2 separate regions of the Homo sapiens genome follow, and region 1 is linked to region 2. The links are chromatin loops, found by intact Hi-C in ENCODE. Cell type or tissue: B cell. All regions are shown on one strand.

The links. A loop is a pair of places that touch in the nucleus more often than their neighbours do. Peaks named below come from ENCODE experiments on the same cell type or tissue, not always from the same donor. Only the 100,000 strongest peaks of a DNase experiment are listed, where the experiment ranks them.
Region 1: it touches region 2 in a loop (3-fold over the local background); 2 of 110 quality-filtered maps call a loop at or near these places.

What each region holds. Positions count from the first base shown.
Region 1 is chrX:20,441,518-20,444,017 of GRCh38, reverse strand. No RefSeq gene overlaps it. Among named protein-coding and RNA genes, the nearest start is that of RPS6KA3, 180 kb to the right of the region's middle. In B cell, CTCF peaks have their summits at 999 and 1,209 (motif pointing right); a DNase peak (open chromatin) is centred at 1,227.
Region 2 is chrX:20,319,502-20,322,001 of GRCh38, reverse strand. No RefSeq gene overlaps it. Among named protein-coding and RNA genes, the nearest start is that of RPS6KA3, 54 kb to the right of the region's middle. In B cell, no CTCF peak of the experiment used is centred here; a DNase peak (open chromatin) is centred at 1,061; H3K4me3 peaks cover 389 bases; H3K27ac peaks cover 1,027 bases.

The DNA.
Region 1 (2,500 bases), 120 kb before region 2:
ATTTGCCGATAAATTTACAAAGGTATCCAATCCTTCTTCCCTCTCCTTGCCATGGTTACAGCAAACGCTAACACTTTGGTTTCCACATCTAAAGCCAGCCCAACAAGAAAATGAGTTATTACTTGCCCAGGAATAATTTAAGAAGTTCTAGAAAGATCCCACAGCCAAAAGACACCTACCTTCCTCGCCCACATTTGAAATTTCAACATTTGAGAGTCTTCTCTTCCTGATATCCTGCTGGGAGGAGTAAGAGAAAATTCTCACGACTTAATGGATTTGTCAGCTGCTTCGTCATCCCAAGAAGCAAGGGAGAAGGGGAGCAGGATCAGTGATTGTTTGGAAGAGGATGAAGAAAGAAATGCTGGGGAGCCTGGAAAACAAATTCCTCCACCTCCGTATTCCACTTAAGGCCAGTGCTCCTTTTCGGTTTTGGGCAAAGTGATCATGCTCTCTAAATGTCCAAAAACAGGCTTAACTACACTTCTTTCTGAATACGCTCCTTAAATCTGCTTTCACTTGCTTGACATATTTTGTTTGTGTAGTTAAACCTTCTGAATATGAATTGCACATAACTGTCTCCAGATCACCTGACGGGGGGTAAAGTATTTCTCAACAAGGACCCTATTGGCATTTAGGATAGGACAACTCTCCTTCATACTAGAAGTTTTCTCTCCCTCCTCCATCTCAGCAAATGGAAGTAGTGCACCACCCCCCTGTACCCCAGTCACTCTGACAATCAAAAATGCTCCCACACACTTCCAACTGCTCACTGGGAGAGTGGTACTGATTTGGGTTGAGAATCGCTCATTTTACACCCTGAGCAAGCAAGACACAAAAGGCTCACAACCATTTTGGAGAGGCATTTTGCCTGCAGAACTTTGCAGATGGAGTTGTCATCTTATCCTATCACCTTCATTAACAAAGTAAATATTAGAAATTACCCAATCATGTAGAGCCTTTCTACCAGAAACAATACAAAATAAACCGGAAAAGATTCCCCCTCCCATCTTGTGAGAACTTACACATCACATGTATTCCTCTTCAGCTTCCCCTGAATTGAGTTGCTCCCAATAAAATTGCAAATACTTTATTCTGAAACCTTTGAAGAGGATTACTGAAGTGGTGATGTCTTACAGGTTACTCAATCAATACAAGTTGAACTTGACCCCAGACCGGAAAGTTAGGTCTACAAGAGGAACATTTCAGTGTCCCCCAGGGGGCGCCATAACCCCTTCACAAGTCTGTCAGCCCTTTGTTCACAAGTCTGTCAGCCCTTTGTTCTGTGTGTGGTTAGGCTGGTCTGCAGCCCTGTTCCATTATGAGGGTTGCTGTAAAGAATAAATCTCAAATGTGATCACCTGGGGACCAACTAGGTCACCTCTGGTGGCCCCATGGCACTTTGGCTGCACTGAGGTTTCGTAATCCACTCTTTCCCCTCAACAGTTTGATTATCCGTGGCCAAAGGTGATCCCAAGGTGAACCAGACAGTCCTGTTTCCAGGTGACAAGTCTCAAATTAATCCAATTCTCCAAGGTACCAAGCATTCCATTGCACGGGCTCTTGAACACTTCCATCCATTCAGACATACAATGCCTGTATCTCATCAAGAAAGAACCTGAATTCTGTTTCTCTAATCCCCCATGGCTAAGCAATAACTTGAGATAGTCCAAGTCTAAATGCTGAAACAATGCCACCAGGTAGTACAAGATTTCTTTCTCACTTTGCTAAGAACAGATTTTGGAAAGACAATCATTTTTTTCTGCACTCTTCCTATTGGTATCCTTTTTTTTTCTTTTTCTTTATAGTAAATTTCAAAGGCAGACCCAGTAATGCCACTCTTGGGTATATATCTAAAAGAAGTACCCAAACAGCCCTGTTGTGTACACTGTGTATAAAACTGTGTTCCATAGCAGTTTAACTCATTGCAAGTAAAAACTGAGGAAAAATTCATCAATTAGAGATTGGATAAGCAAACTATGGTACATCCATGCAACTGGATACTACCTAGCAATAAAAAAAAATGAACTATTGATGCACACTACAACATGGATGAATCTCAAATATATTATGATAAGTGAAAGAAGCCAGACCAAAAAATAGAGTGCATCTATTTATATGAATTTCAAAAACAGATGAGACTAATCTGTATCTTAAAATTCAGAATAGTAGTTACCTCTGGGAGAGGATGTTATTGGGGAACGAGAATGAGGAAATGTTCTGGGGTGATGAAATTGTTCTGTATCTATTTGCGTGGTAGTTACATGAGTGTATAGATAAAAATTCATCAAACTATACACTTAAGATTTATGCATTTTACTGTAGGTAAATTATTCCTTAATAAAAAGAATTCCAGGGCAAATACAAAATTATAAATATAGCTAAAAGCCCCTGTGAAGCATCTGATGCCCAGTGTTTATACTAATGTTTCTCTCACCCATGTCACACTTTGCAAAGTCATATTTTTATGCTTTCCTCTGAATTATATAATTGAACAGAAGTT
Region 2 (2,500 bases):
CAAATCAGAAACATGGAAGTCCTGTGACATTTCCTCTTCGACCCCACAGCCAATCAGTGAGCCTTCTCAAGCCTTTCTCCTAAACATGTCTCCAATCGTTCTTCTGCTTCCGCTCCCAGTGTCTCTCAGTCCTTTATCATTGGCAATAGAGTCCCCATTGATTTCCTTGCCATGAGTCTCAGCCCCATCCCTCCCTCCCAGGCTCAAATTCCTCTCTGCCTGACCAAGTGACCCTCTTAGATTTGGCCCCTGCCTAGCTACTGTGCCAGCCTCATTACCCTCACTTTACCTCTGGCACATTGTGTTCCAGCAAACCCAAAGTATATGCAGTCCACCAACAGCCATGTACCTTCTGCCTAGAATGCCCTGTCCCCATTTCAGGGCTCTGTTCAACAACTACTGTCACTTCTTTTATTCCATCCCCCAGGGAAAGTTCCTTGCCGTCTCCTTTGCAACAACATTGTACCTTGAACTTGCCCCTTATCACCTTGAACCACAAATCTTGGCTTACATGCCTGCTCCTCCTGCCTACCATACTGGGAGATCCTTGAGAACAAAGACCAGGTCCTACCTATCTTTATAGGTGCAGCACCTAGCCCAGTGGTCAACACTTAGTAGGCACTCCATAAATGTTCATGAAATGTATGCTGGAATTGATCACCACTGCATTTTAGAATATGAAGGAAACTTAAAGTGAATTGAGTCCACTCCAAAGCCTAATTTTACAGATAATGATACCAAGGTTCAGGGATGATGTGACTTGCTGAGCTACATAATGCCTTGGCAGCAATGGTAATAAATAGATTCAAATCTCCAGAATGGATTCACTCCTTTATTAGTTCTTTTTCCGTGATTCCTCATTGCCTCTCAAACTCAAAGCAGAAAAGCCATTGAGCCTCTCAGCGTCTCTGTTTTCACTCATAGACAACGGAAATTACTAATGCCTTCCCTTTCTACAGCATAGGGATTTTATTTAACTACGGTTGAATGCTGTCTGTAAAAATGCTTTGACTTCAGAGAGAGATACACCACAGCCGCGGCTCAGCAGCCCACCACTTTGATTTCAACTTCTCAGTTTACTCTCTCACTTCCTCTATTGACTTTTCCTCTCATGCAGCCTGCAACCCAGCAGAAGCTGGAAGAGAAAGAGATTTGTGATTTCCTCTTACCCCAACTCTACTTAACGAAGAAGAAAGGTACTGTAAATAAAATGAAACAAAGGTTCGTGTACAACTGCATACAAAATATTGCTATTGATTACAAGTTCAGGATGAGAATAAAAGGAGGTTCATGTTTGGAGTCTTGCACTGGGAATGATTATGACACTACTCAGAGACTCCACATCCGTCCGTATGTACATATGTAAATAAAATAGGCTGCCAAACCTAGGAGATTTTTTAAATTCTGACATTCTTTTAAAAAGCAGGAGGATGACAGTTAACTTGGAAAAATAATATCGTAAAAGACAAAGAAAGGCTGTCGAAATGTTCCAGATTAAAGGAGGCTAAAGAGACATGACAACCAAATGTAACACCTGACCCTACCGGATCTTATGTTGGAGGGAAAAGATGCCATAAAGGACATTATTGGGTCAATTGACAAAATTGGAATGAGAACAAAAGATTAAATAAATGTGTTGTATCAATATTAATCAAATGGAAGTTGATAACTCTATTGTGATTAGGTAACAGATTATTCTTAGGAAATACTCACTGAAGTATTAAAGACCCATAATGTATGTAACTTACTCTCAAATGCATCAGAAAAGCATTGTGTGTGTTTGTGTGTGTGTGTGTGTGTGTGTGTGTGTGTGTGTGTGTGTGTAGAGAAGATATACAGGCAGATCTAAAGTAAATGAGGTAAAATGTGTACAGTAAGTGAATCTAGGTAAAACATATGTAGATGATATTTGTACCATTTTTATTCTTGCAACTTCTCTGTAAGTTTAAAATTATTTCTGAATGAAAGTGTTTTTTTTAATCATGTCTGGGCCAAGTGTGGTGGCTTATACCCACTGAAAGTAATCCCACTGCTTTGAGAGGCTGAGGCAGGAGTATCACTTGAGTCCAGGAGTTCGAGACCATCCTGGGCAACACAGAGAGACCACATCACTACTAAAAATTTTTTTAATTAGCCAGGTGTAACAGTGAGCACCTGAATTCCCAGCTACTTGGGAGACTGAGGTGGGAGGATTGCTTGAGCCCGGGAGTTCGAGGTTGCAGTGAGCTATGATCACACCACAGCACCCCAGACTGGGTGACAGAGTGAGACCCTGTCTCAGGAAAAAAAAAAAAAAAAAAAAAAAAAAAAAAGGATGTCTGCACAAGACTTTGCATTTGTGATATTTAACAAGTTCAATTGTTATATCCATATTCATCCATCTATCTTCAGTAATCATGTCTCCAGCACTATGCTAAAATGCTGTAGAGATTGAAGAGAGAAATAGGCATAATTTTTTCTTTAAGTAGTTCATTTCTACTTTAGAAGAGAGGACACAAAC